Linked DNA regions of Homo sapiens: regions 1 and 2 are each linked to region 3. Evidence: chromatin contacts called from ENCODE Hi-C or POLR2A ChIA-PET data. All regions are on one chromosome and are shown on one strand. Each heading gives the region's core, a stretch centred on a gene start or an enhancer-like site at or near the end of the contact. The rest is flanking DNA. Distances are from core to core; before and after follow the strand shown. Region 1 overlaps PRKCE (protein kinase C epsilon). Region 2 overlaps PRKCE (protein kinase C epsilon). Region 3 overlaps PRKCE (protein kinase C epsilon).

The links. Hi-C counts contacts between places; a loop is a spot of excess contacts on that map. ChIA-PET counts read pairs that join two places held with the same protein, here RNA polymerase II (POLR2A). Pooled maps may share reads with other maps.
Region 1: a loop to region 3 is called in a pooled map, with 4 times the contacts of the local background. The contact joins two enhancer-like sites. A Hi-C loop is called at or near these places in 12 of 37 single-sample maps with no recorded cell type and 5 of 50 pooled maps. POLR2A ChIA-PET finds 5 or more read pairs at or near these places in 1 of 52 experiments (WTC11).
Region 2: a loop to region 3 is called in a pooled map, with 2.0 times the contacts of the local background. The contact joins two enhancer-like sites. A Hi-C loop is called at or near these places in 2 of 50 pooled maps. POLR2A ChIA-PET finds 5 or more read pairs at or near these places in 4 of 52 experiments (A549, AG04450, HEK293T and 1 more).

Annotation. Positions count from the first base shown.
Region 1 is chr2:45,723,283-45,727,527 of GRCh38, forward strand. The region is part of intron 1 of PRKCE (protein kinase C epsilon); the gene reads left to right. Among named protein-coding and RNA genes, the nearest start is that of PRKCE-AS1, 50 kb to the left of the region's middle. Within about 2 kb of position 1,274, at least 4 of the 41 ENCODE cell types and tissues checked have a DNase peak (open chromatin) inside an H3K27ac peak, as active enhancers do.
Region 2 is chr2:45,742,464-45,747,211 of GRCh38, forward strand. The region is part of intron 1 of PRKCE (protein kinase C epsilon); the gene reads left to right. Among named protein-coding and RNA genes, the nearest start is that of PRKCE-AS1, 69 kb to the left of the region's middle. Within about 2 kb of position 1,353, at least 12 of the 41 ENCODE cell types and tissues checked have a DNase peak (open chromatin) inside an H3K27ac peak, as active enhancers do.
Region 3 is chr2:45,886,562-45,891,128 of GRCh38, forward strand. The region is part of intron 2 of PRKCE (protein kinase C epsilon); the gene reads left to right. Among named protein-coding and RNA genes, the nearest start is that of PRKCE-AS1, 210 kb to the left of the region's middle. RefSeq lists an enhancer at 3,786-3,935. Within about 2 kb of position 2,675, at least 12 of the 41 ENCODE cell types and tissues checked have a DNase peak (open chromatin) inside an H3K27ac peak, as active enhancers do.

The DNA.
Region 1 (4,245 bases), core at 24-2,523, 160 kb before region 3:
GCAAGGGAGGAGGAGAGGCCCCTATGAGCCAGCATCCAGTTCACATGTGTTTCCAAGGTAGTCATTAGAGGGTGCCTGTAATAAGCCTCAGGAGGCTTCCAGGGCCTGAGGTTGAAGTGTTAATTTTCAACACAGATGTGCTTCTAGGCTCCTGGACATTAGGTTAAGTGTGTCCTGCTTGGAGCTGATCTGGGACGGTGTTGCCCTTTTTTCTAACCTGTTTGCCCTGCTAATAGTCACGATTTACCGTTCCTTCTGCCCAGTGTGGATTCTCTGCTACTCAGGACAGCTCACTGGTTTAACATTCCAATACATGTTCTTTTGTTTTGTTTTGTTTTTTGAGACGGAGTTTCACTCTTTTGCCCAGGCTGGAGTGCAGTGGCGCGATCTCGGCTCACTGCAACCTCCGCCTTCCGGTTTCAAGCGATTCTCCTGCCTCAGCGTCCTGAATAGCTGGGATTATGGGCGCCCACCACCACACCCAGCTAATTTTTGTATTTTTAGTAGAGATAGGGTTTCACCATGTTGTCCAGGCTTGTCTCAAACTCCTGACCTCGTGATCTGCCTGCCTCGGCCTCCCAAAGTGCTGGGATTACAAAGGTGAGCCACTGCAACCAGCCCAATACATGTTCTTTTAATTTGTTCATTCTGTGATGACATAGTCTGTTCTTACATTCTTTGAGGAGACCCTGCTTTCAGCTCTCATTTTGAGCAGCTAGCAGTCTAGAACCTCCACTTTTCACTTCCTGGCTTCAGACTCTGGGCAGTGTGCTGGCATCTTGCTATATGCAGGCACACCTTGTTTTATTGCACTTCGCAGATGTTGTGCTTTTTACAGATTGGAAGTTTGTGGCAAGCCTGTGTCAGTCAAGCCTATGGCACCATTTTTCTAATAGCATATGTTCACTTCATGTCTCTGTGTCACATTTTGGTCATTTCTGCAATATTTCAAACTTTTTGGTACAATTACGTTTGTTTGATGTTACTATTATAACTGTTTTGGAGTGGCGTGAATTGCCCCCATATAAGATGGTGAACTTAATTGATAAATGTTGTGTGTGTCCTTACTGCTCCTCCAACTAGCCATTTCCCTGTCTCTCTCCCTCTCCTTCAGCCTCTCTAATTCTCTGAGACAAAATGATATTGAAATCAGGCCACTTAATAACCCTACAATGACCTCTAAGTGTTCCAGTGAAAGGAAGTCTCAGAGCTCTCACTTGAAATCAAAACTAGAAATGATGAAGCTTAGTGAGGAAGGCATGTTGAAAGCTGAGACAGCTGAAAGCTAGGCCTCTTGCACCAGACGGCCAAGTTGTGAATGCAAAGGAAAAGTTCTTGAAGGAAATTAAAAGTATTGCTCCAGTAAATACACGAATAAGAAAGTGAAACAGCCTTACTGCTGATACAGAGAAAGTTTGAGTGGTCTGGATAGAAGATCAAACCAGCCACAACATTCCCTTAAGCCAAAGCCTACTCCAGAGCAAGGCCCTAACTCTCTTTAATTCTATGAAGGTTGACAGGTAAGGAAGCTGCAGAAGAAAAATTGTAAGCTAGCAGAGGCTAGTTTATGACGTTTAAGGAAAGAAGCCATCTCCATAACATAAAAGTGCAAGGTGAAGCAGCAAGTGCTGATGGAGAAGCTGCAGCAGGTTACCCAGAAGATCTAGCTAAGACCGCTGATGAAGGTGGCTACAATAAACAACAGATTTTCAATGTAGATTAGAAGTTGCTATCTAACACTTTCATAGCTAAAGAGAAATCAATACCTGGCTTCAAAGCTTCAAAGGCCAGCCTGTCTCCCTTATTAGGGGCTAACACAGCTGGTGACTTTAAGTTGAAGCCAGTGCTCATTTACCATTCTTTACATTCTTAAGAATTATGCTGATTCTATTCTGCTCGTGCTCTGTCAATGGAATAACAAAGCCTGGATGATAGCACATCTGTTTACAGCATGGTTTACTGAATATTTTAGCCCACCATTGAGACCTGCTCAGAAAAAGATTTCTTTCAAAATGTTACTGTTCATTGACAGTGCACCTAGTCAACCAGGAGTTCTGATGGAGATGTACAAGGAGATTAATGTTGTTTTCATGCCTGCTAATACAACATCTATTCTACAGCCCATGGATCAAGGAGTAATTTTGACTTTGAAGTCTTATTGTTTAAGAAATACATTTCATAAGGCTTTAGCTGCCATAGATATTGATTTCTCTGATGGATTGGGGCAAAGTCAATTGAAAACCTTCTGGAAAGGATTCACCATTCTAGATGCCATTAAGAACACTCACATCTGTAATCCCAGCACTTTGGGAGACCGAGGCGGGCAGATCACGAGGTCAAGAGATCGAGACCATCCTGGCCAACATGGTGAAATTCCATCTCCACTAAAAATATAAAAATTAGCTGGGCGTGGTGGCACGCACCTGTAGTCCCAGCTACTTGGGAGGCTGAGGCAGGATGATCGCTTGAACCCGGGAGGCGGAGGTTGCAGTGAACCGAGATCACATCACTGTACTCTAGCCTCTTGACAGAGTGAGACTCCATCTCAAAAAAAAAACAAAAAACCGCCACCAACAACAAAAAAACCCACATTCATGATGCATGGGAGGAGGTGAAAATTTCAACATTATCAAAAATTTGGAGGAAGTTAATTCCAGCTCCGTGGATGACTTTGTGGGTTTCAGTACTTCAGCTGGGAAAGTCACTGCAGATGTGGTAGAAATAGCAAGAGAACTAGAATTAGAAATGGAGCCTGGCGATGTGACTGGATTGCTGCAGTCTCTTGACCAAACTTGAACGGATGAGGAGTTGCTTCTTAGGGAAAAACAAAGAAAGTGGTTTCTTGAGATAGAATCTATTCCTGGTGAAGATTCTGTGAATAACGTTGAAATGACAACAAAGGATTTAGAATATTACATTCACTGATAAAGCAGCAGCAAGGTTTGAGAGGATTGACTCCAATTTTGACAGAAAATGCCATCAAACAGTGTCACATGCTACAGAGAAATCTTTTGTGAAAGGAAGAGTCCATTATGTGGCAAACTTCATTGTCTTATTTTAAGAAATTGGCATAGCAATTTCTTGCTGTGGGGTTGCCACAGCCACCCTGACCTTCAGCAATCACTACCCTGATCAGTCAGCAGCTGTCAACATCGAGGCACGATTCCCCAGCAGCAAAAAGATTACAACGTGTGCTAAAGGCTCAGATGGTCATTAGCATTTTTCTTAGCAATAAAGCACTTTTCAATTAAAGTATGTACATTTTTAGACATAATTACATCGTACACACAATAGACTACATATAGTGTAAACATAAATTTACGTACACTGGGAAACAAAATATTTTTATGACTTGCTTTATTATAGTTATCTGGAACTGAACCTTCAATATCTCTGATGTATACCTGTACTTTTGATTCTCAGGATACATTCTTCTAAAAAATATTGCTGATTTAAGGGGTCAGATATGTCCTGGGAGCCTGTGGCTACTGATCCTATTGCCTCGGTCATCAGCCCTCCTGTTTTCCTAGGTGACATAGAGGGCTTGTAGGGTGGCTGTAGGGTGGTGGAAAAAGAAGCAGAACTGAATTCCAGGGCTGACTTTGCTGCTTGTTAGCTGGGTGACCTTGGGAAAACCACTTAACCTTTCTGGCCCTTACTTTCCTCATGGGAAATAAGATTAAAAATGTATGCGAAGGCTTAATATTGACAAGCTCTATTGAGTTTGAGATTTGACCTTAGAGTTTTTATTAATAGACCTGCCATTTGCTAAGCAAATTTTCTAGATAAAGATGTATACCTGGATGCATGTCATAGTACAGTCCCTGTTTGCCCAAGGTGAAGTTAATTTTATGTGATGGGGCAGAGTTAATCCTTGTTAGGCAAATGATGCAGTCTTCTCCGGAGTAGAAAACTGTGTAGACAAGAACAGCTTACCTACCTCTTAAGGCCATAGTTATTTATTTAGCATAAACCAAATACATGGTGATAAGGGAGATACAGTAAGATCTTTTGGAAGTCTTTTTATGGAAACTGATGTGTATTGAAGGTAGAAGACAAGCAATGGCGGAATGTTGTGTATGTCCAACCAGTGCACAAAAGTGGGAGTGGGTACCTCTAATGGGAGAGATCACTGGGGGCTTCCCGGAGGACGGGGTTCAAACTCTGCCTAAAGGATAAGGATAAGAGGATTTGGACTAGGAGGGAGGGCATTCCAGGTAGCTTAGAGGATTTGACCAAGCTTTT
Region 2 (4,748 bases), core at 103-2,602, 150 kb before region 3:
TTGAATGTACATTTTTCCAAAGAAGACAGACATATACCAACAGGTATATGAAAGGGTGTTCCACATCACTAATCATCAGAGAAATGCAAATCAAAGCCACAATGAGCTATCACCTCACACCTGTAAGAATCAGTATTATCAAAAAGATAATACTGCATGTTGGTGAGGATGTGGAGATAACATGTTGGTGAGGATGTGGAGAAAAAGGAATCCCTTTACATTGTTGGTGATAATGTAAGTTGGTACAACCATTATGAAAGACAGTATGGAGGTTCCTTTAAAAATCAGAGAATGACCTTATGATCCAGCAATCGCACTTCTGGGTGTGTATCCAAAGGAAATAAAATCACTGTCTCAAAGAGAAATCTGCACTTTCGTGTTCACTGCAGCATTATTTACAGTAGCCAAGATATGGAAACAACCTAAGTGTCTGTTGACAGATGGAAGGATTTTAAAAATGGAATATTATTCAGCCTTAAAGCAGAAGCAAATCCTGCCATTTGCAACAACATGGCTGAACCCTGAGGATATTAGGCTAAATGAAATAAGCCAGTCATAGAAAAATAAATATTGCATGATCTCATTTATATGTGGAATCAAAACAAGTCAGACTCAGAATAGAATGGTGGTTGCCAGGGGCTGGGTGGGGAGTGAGGGTAATGGGGAGATGTTGGTCAAAGGGCACAAACTTTCAATTATAAGATGAATAAGTTCTGGAAACCTAATGTACAGCATAATGACTGCAGTTAATAATAATGTGTTGTATTCTTGAAATTTGCCAAGAGGGTGGATCTTAACTATACTCACCATACAAAAAAGTAGGTGAGGTGAATATGATAATTAGCTTGATTGTGGTAATTACTTCACAATGTGCACTTATATCAAAACATCGCGGTGTACACCTTGAATGTAAACACTTTTTGTCAATTATACCTCAATAAAGTTGAAGAAAAATAGCCAGGAGCCACCTGATGGAAGTCTTTCTCTCCAGCTATTTCCCACCCCTCACCGAGAGAGGCCCAGGAGCTTTCGAGAGTAGACTTGATGCTTTTTTGCCTTTGAAGTTGCTCCGGAGAAAGGAACCAGGGGGAGCTGATGTAGGAAGTTAGCTCATCCCTTCCCACTGAGCCAACTCTGGTTTATCTTTCAGATCCCGCCCTGCCTGGCCACATCTGTGTACATTTACTTATTCCTCACATCCGTATTGTGGGCGTGGGTATCTTTTCCCCCGACTGCTTCTTTCAAAACCTTGCCCTAAGCAGGAGGTTTTTAAGACTGTGTTTAGTCCAGATACTTTGAGCCAACACATCCACATTAGCAGACTCCACAGAGAGCTTGATTCCGGCTCTGGTTCCTACAGATGTTCTGTTGGCTCTTGGGCCCTAGAAATAGGAAACTGGCCTGGTCAGAGATGGCCCAAGCACCAGCATGACCTCATCCCCAGGCCTGGTGAAGGGCGAACAGACCTGAGTGTACAGGAAGGAGCCTGCCTCCCGGGAGCTAAGTAGATTGTAGATTTGGCCGTTGTGTGTTTTTTTTTTTTTTTTCCAGATAATGCATCTAATAAAAATGATGTATGGGAGAAAGGCAGAGAGTACTGGGTTCAAATCCTGGACCACCACAAGCTGAGTAACTTTGTCTTTCTTGCTTGATGTTTCTGAGCTTAGTGTCCTTGTCAAATGGGAATAATAACACCAACCCTGTTGTTTGTCATGAGACATAATAGATACAATATGCGTAATATTCGTAGCTCAGGCACAGGAAGCCAGGAAGCTCTCAATCAATGGTAGTGGATGTTATTAGGACTATCAAGTAGAGTGTGTGTAGGTATTGTTTTCCAAAAAATTTCCTAGAGAAGGCAATGTTTTTCTCCGAATTCTGGCCACACATCAGAATCACATAAAGTAACTTTAAAAACCCAGTTGCCTGGTCTTTCTCTCTTTCTTTTCTTTTCTTTCTTTCTTTCTTTCTTTCTTTCTTTCTTTCTTTCTTTCTTTCTTTCTTTCTTTCTTTCTTTCTTTCTTTTTCTTTCTTTCTTTTCTTTCTTTCTTTCTTTCTTTCTTTTTCTTTCCTTCTTTCTTTCTTTCTTCCTTCCTTCCTTCCTTCCTTCCTTTCTTTTTCTTTCTTTCTTTCCTCCTTACTTCCTTCCTTTCTTTCTTTTGGAGACAGAGTCTCGCTGTGTCACCCAGGCTGGAGTGCAGTGGTGCCGTCTCCGGCTCACTGCAACCTCCGTCTCCAGAGCTCAAGCGATTCTCCTTCCTCAGCCTCCTAGATAGCTGGGACCACAGGTGTGCACCACCATGCCTGGCTAATTTTTGTATTTTGAATAGAGACAGGGTTTCACCATGTTGCCCAGGCTGATCTCAAACTCCTGGCCTCAAGTGATCCACCTGCCTTGGCCTCCCAAAGTGCTGGGATTATAGGCGTGAGCCACCGCACCCAGCCATTTGCCTAGTTTTTCAATCCTGGCGATTCTGATTTGTGAGTCTCTTGTGGTGCTCTGAAATCTGTATTTTTCCAAGTGCTCCAGATGACTCTGATATGCCCTCTGCTTTAACCCAAAGGAATGAACAGCCCTGAGTAGAATTTTAGACAATTGCTTGGGGTGCTATGGGGAGGCAGGGAGTGAGGGGAGTTTGAAGGGACAGGGAAGGCTGTTTTCTGGGGACTCTGAGATCAATTCCATCTTACAATTGTCCCTGTCTGTCATGCGGGTCCTGCAAACCATTCAATTCTGTGTATTCCCCTCCTTCCTGCAGCGACTGAGACAGATGGTGGTGGAGAGCAAGTGCCTGGTGGGGAGAGGAGGCCCGGGACACAGATACCTTAGTCTCACTGCCCTGACAGGCCCACCCCAACTTTCCCTGCAGTGCCTCCAGAACTTTGCCTGGAACTTAGTCACCCTGGGGAGGCTTCTTTCCCTATCTGCTCTGTTGTGCTTCGCTTTCTCATCCCTGTTCTCAACAACATTTCGTCCCCTCTGCCCCACCCACATCACTCGCTCTGCCCTTGGGAGACCTGATCTCTACCTGGCTGTCATTCCAGGAAGCTTGCTTTCTTGTTGAAACGAAAGCATGTGGAGGTTTTGCTTCTCTGTGTTTATGGTCTGCACAGATAACCACTCCCAAATGGAGCTGGGTATGGGGTGTTAAAAAAATTATAACTTTACTTTTAATCCCAGTTAATTTGGCATCTGGCGGCTAATGAGATGCCTGGGAGGTGGAGAGTTGGGCCCTGACTAGCCTAAGGGAGACCACCGATAGGGATAATACGTGTGGACCAGCCCCTGAGTGTGTCCTCAGTATCTGAACAGTGGTGAGGTGGGGAAAGCAGACAATATCAGCGTTCCAGTTTCTGTATTTCAGTTTGTTCAGCATCGAATTTCTTTTCCACCGTAGTTGAATTCTTTCTAGCCCTGGGTCACTGCACTAATTTAAATGGATGGCCTAATAGGTCATTATAGATGTCGTCACAAGCCTCTGGACTTTTACCATGCTAAGATGTTTTTTCTTTTTTTGTAAATTAGCTTGTTAATTATCACACGCCTACAAGTGATAGCCAAAAGAAATCAGACAGTGGAACTGAAGGAAGTTAGGCAGCAATCCTAAGTATCTGTCTCTGCTTTCCGAGATGTTCCTTCCCCTCCTTTTCCCTGCCCCTTCCCTCCTTCGTTGTTTTGCTTTCTTTCAGTTTTCATTTGTATTTGTAGGGAAAGCTATCAGCTATATTCAGTCCCATACCTTTAAATGATTCCTATATATTGATAATTATGGAATTTTCACTTCTGTCCAAATCACTCCTCTAAACCTCAGAGGTATATCCAACTCTCTGGGTATCTAATAGGCTTCTCACACCTCAGATGTCCAAAACCAAACTCGGTTTTCCTTCCCAAATCTGCTCCTCCTGCAGCCTTTCTGGTCCTCACTGTTGAGAAGGGCACCTGGCCCATAGTGGGTGCTCAAAATATATTTACAGAATGAATGAAGACTAAGAAATGGAAACATTTATACCTTCATGCTTGGAGTTAGGAGTGTATCCATTCCCTATTCTGTAGCTGATCAGCTGTGTGTCACCAGATGACTTGGTTTCTTTGTCTTCCTAAGTTTCTACCTCACTGAAATGTGGATAGTGCTACTTATTCTTTGATGGTTTGTGCCAGGACAAGGTATTATATCATTGCCCGTAATATTCTCCGTATTTTCAGTGTCCCGCCTTTCCCACAGCATCCCATGGACATTATACAAGACTTTTGTGGCTGGCTTGTTTTACTTAGCATAATTTTACCCAGCTTTCATTCAAGACTGCTTGACACATCCCTATCCTGCCTACCCAAATGATTTCCCAGCATGCTTCTTCTCTCCAAGGACACAGACTTCCTTATCGTCTCAGGAACATGTCATTGCATTCCTGCCCTTCAGTCTCCTCTCCTTATCCCAGGCCTGGATGCCCTCCTTTGTCCTCATACCTGTCTAGCCTCTTGCTACCTTTCAAGCCTCAGTCCCCGCCACCTCTGCAGTGTCCCACCACTGTGCAACTGAACTGATGACACGCTTCTCTGATTGCTCCACTACTGAGACACACTGGATTTTACCCTGCCTCCTTTTGCGTGCGCTCATCTCATTTTCTCAGAGATTATAACCTCTTGAGGCCAAGGCATTTGTTTCTCATTCTCTTGCATCTCCACAGTATGTAATATGAAACAACTGGGTATTTTTTTTGCAAATTAAAAAAATTGTGGTAAAATACAC
Region 3 (4,567 bases), core at 1,425-3,924:
GGAAATAGTCCAGCCATCTTGGAGAATAGCACAAAAATACAGCTGACGTGATAACAGTAACCCTGCAATGAGTCTTGACAATGCTGAAGTCAAATGACTTTTTCAAACCTTTCTAATGCTTGGCTATAATCTAAAGGAAGCATTGCACTTCGAGTGCTGATTTTTTATGAAGCTCGTAAACCTTTTTCTTTAAATGCCAATGTGCTGAAAAGTTATGAGTATTAAAGACTTAGAAAGTGCCTTTAAAAGTGTGGGAAAAGGTCCCTCTTTTCTTGATTATGATTCTTGAATGCTAGTAATGATAGTAGTAGTAATAAATGTCATTCTTCACTAGAATAGTTTTTTCCAAAGACCTTTCGGGTCTACTCTCAAGTTCTTTCCTATCTTTGTGTGAGGTGGACGATGTCACTAGCCTCACGTGGCAGAACGGGGTCAGAAGCTCAGAGTTTAAGTAATATGGCCTGGAATTAGAACCCAGGAGTATTGCTCCTTCTTGTAAACTCTGATGCCTGGGTTTTTACATGGTGTCTATCTGTAATGGCTTATAACAGAGTTGCTCCTCCAGAAGTTTTAGCCTCGTTCCTGCTTGATAGGCAGGGCCTCCCATTGGGCCTGACCCAGGATACATGCTTGGTTGCAGAAAGTCAGCTTTGCAGGTTATACTCTCAGCATTTTGGCCACAGTCAACCGTGCAGAAGGCTTCCTACCTAGATGGACAATAGATAGCGATCTGTGTCTGAAATTCCACAGCCATCAAGATGAAACTGAGAAGCTAGATCATCCTTGCTGGAACACAGATTGAGTTAGGGTGTAGGTCGAGGTTCAGTTGTAGAAAGCAGAATATATCACAGCAAACAAGAGGAAGGGATTTATTATAAGGAATTAAATGGCTTATAGAACTATGAAGAGTTCTGAAGACAAAGGTCTCTAGGTGGCGGTTTCAGGAATAAGTACCCCGGAACCACACTACAGAACTAGACCACCAAGAAAGCTGTTGCCACTCCTACAGATGAAGCCACTTCTCCAGAACCACATTGCAACAGCCATGATTGAGAGGGTCCCACAATCAGGAAGCCATGACTTTTATGGTTCTAGAACCATGCCACATCAGCTATGATCAGCATCTGCAAATGATGTCCTGGTCCTGCCTCCTGGAACCCACAAAGTTGGTACCTGGATGCTGCAACATTGGCTAAAACTGTCATAGAAGAACCAGGTGCCTCTTGGACTTTGCTTGCTGAGCAAATGGCAGCTACTGCCAAAATGTGGTCTCTGCCTCACTTTGGCGTTCTAAATTTCACAAAAGCACATCTAACTGGCCCAACTGAAATCATATCTGGAACTGCAGCTGCAGGGACTTTGAGAGTTGGCTTTAGCTTCCCATCCTCTGCCCACATAGGAGAGGTGGGCACACTAGAAGGATAGAATGTATGCTGGAAGCCAATCCACTGTTATCTCCCATGATCTGTGATCATTAGAAATGGACCTAGATTTCCAGAGTCAGCAGATGAAAACAGAACTGAGGTTATAGCCAGAACATGGAATCGTTGTGAATATTTTGGGGAATGTGTGTGTGGATGATCCCAGATATAACAGATGGCAAAGAATTAAAAGTGGCAAAAGGCGCTGGGTTTGTCCTCTAGCTCCTGCTTAGCTCCTTTGAAACTTGTTAAGCTGTAGTTGCAACAGCCCAAGGAGTTCTGGAGAACTCTAGTCTCACTGTGTATTATTTGGGGAAACAATATGTTAAGAAGCTGTCTTAATTGCCAAGCCTTTACTATGCTAATGTTTGTTGTGAATCTCTAGATGTGGATACAGCATACAAGGGTTCCCCAAACATTTGGCCACTGGAAAGCCTCATGCCTCATCTTTAAAAAATGCAGAAGTAGTATTTCCCAACAGTCTTTTTTTTTTTTTTTTTTTTTTTTGAGCTGGAGTTTCATTCTTGTCACCCAGGCTGGACTGCAATGGCGCGATCTCCTGGGTTCAAGCAATTCTCCTGCCTCAGCCTCCCCAGTAGCTGGAATTACAGGTGCCTGCCACCATGCCTAGCTAATTTTTGTAATTTCAGTAGAGATGGGGGTTTCACCATGTTGGCCAGGCTGGTTTCGAACTCCTGGCCTCTGGTGATCCACCCGCTTTGGCCTCCCAAAGTGCTGGGATCATAAGTGTGAGCCATCGCACCTGGCCAGAAATACTCTTCCAAAGAGCAAGCCAGGGAGTACTGTGGAGAAAAGGCTTGTCTGATTTCCAGGGAGTTAACCTTTTCAATAGCCTCCATCAGGAATGTTTACTGTCAAGATGATAAGATTTCCTCAAGTACAGATGGTGCTCTGCCCTTCAAGGAGAATCAAAAGTGGGGAGACCTTGACCAGCAAAACCAGCCCGTGTGGGGTTCTCTCAGGAATTCAGATGGCCTGAGACTTATCCTGAGATACCCCCAAAGAGGTAACCTGTGATCATAATTAGAAATTACAACAAAATACTAATTATCTGTAGACCACATAGCATTTGGGTTGCTCTGTTATAGAAGCAGATGGTGTTACAGAGAAGGAACTGCATTTAGCTTAAGAAAAATAGGGGCAGCTGGGGCAGGAGCTCAGCGACTAAGAGTATACCGAGTTGGGGGAGGGAAACACGCTGTGGGGTGTGAGTGCAGGAGAGCTGACAGCTGCAGTGGTACCACGTGAAATGTATGGAGGGCGGGAGAAAGCCGACTCCACCTTATAAGGACTTGCAGCCAGGACAGCAAAGCCCTAGAGACAGTGATGAGAACTGCACCAGGCATAAATGGTCCATAAGCGCCCTCCAAAAACTGGATGATGCAGAAGAGGGTGAGAGGACACCTTCAACGATGAACTTGTGTCTTATAGCAAATCTCCCACTGATTTTGATTTTCTACATTAATACTTAACAGAGTTTGTCTGTGGCATGTGTGTGTCATTCTCAGGCAAATCCTTTTTGAAGTTTCTGCTTAAGTATTTAAATGCAGTACTGGCTGTTGGTGGGGTGGGGTGGGGTGGGGGAAGCCCTCAAATCTGAGTGTACACCTCTGCTTCTTAACACTAGGTGTGTTCCCATAGGAAGTCAGGCATGCCTTAAATAGACTTCCCAGGAATGGGAAATGGCAGCTGCAGAATTACAGAAGTTGTATCTGCAGAATTATGAGCGTGCTTGTGGCTCCCTCCATTTTTATGTGTTCTGATTTAGTGAGCTTGATATTCTGGGACTGATACCAGCTTCATATGTACACAAAGGTCACGCACTCCTCCTCCAGTTAACCACACAGATTAACATGTGGGCTGCAACTGCATGAGCCGTGCAGAGGATAGAGTCACTACCCCTTCGCTCTTCTGTGCTCTTTAGGCTCAAATCCTCAGTGGTCAGTCCCTTATTGAAGTGCCTTTTTTCCCTGAAAGCACTCTAGTAAATGGAGGTTTAGCATTATTACTGAATCCCAGCTTTTTCTAATACATGGAGCTCAGTGCTTACTGTCTGTTCCAGAGCAATTACTTATCACCATTACCGGAGATTTGAGTCCTCTCCCTTGGTGATTAGACTCTGAAGGATAGTCGTTTTAATTTTGGTAGTTATGATTTAATCTTTTCAAGCTTTTATTATGGACAATTTCAATATCAAAAGCAGAAAGAATAATGTAGTTCCCATGGACCTATTCCTAGCTTAGTTATTACCCATGGCCAGTCTTGCTTCATCTGTACTTGTACCCATTTCCTCTTTCCCTCGGATTATTTTGAAACTGTCATAGAAATACTTCAGTACATAGTACTCTCTGTTCCTTCTGTTTCTCAGTATCTTTTCAAAACTTTTGTGTGTGTGAGACAGAGTCTCACTCTGTCTCCCAGACTGGATTGCGGTGGTGTGATCTCGGCTCACTGCAACGGTCACCTCCCAGGTTCAAGCAATTCTCGTGCCTCAGCCTCCTGAGTAGCTGGTATTACAGGCGCCCACCACCACACCTGGCTAATTTTTATATTTTTAGTAGAGATGGGATTTTCACCATGGTGGCCAGGCTGGTCTCGAACTCCTGGCCTCAAGTGATCTGCCTGCCTCAGCCTCCCAAAGTGCTGGGATTACAGGTGTGAGCCACCACACCTGGTCTTTTCAAAACTTTCTAAACATCATAGTAATATGTACTTAACTCATGAGGGGCTTTTCAGATTTTTGCCTAGAATGAATAAATTCAGATAGCTCTACAAGTATATGGAGTGCCTACCCTGCACAAGGCACTATGCTGGTTGAGGGATGGGTTAAGGTCAGATTTTGTTGGATAGAGTGGAATTATGCAATGGAAGTGGATTTAGAAGATGTTAGGCCCCTGTCCTGACAGCACGCATGGTCTAGTTGGACCTTGGAATGTTGGCTAACAGAAAGGAACATAAGTTAGGTGCTCAATGAAGTCGCTTGCTTTGTCTGCTCAGCAGAGCTGGAGGCTGTGTCGTCTGAGTATTTGAAGATGAGGGCTTTTAGGAAGGGCGTAGATATTGGGTTGGGTTTGATATTGTGGTTAGTCAGTTGTCAGCCAGCAGTGGAAAGTGAAAGTGGCATG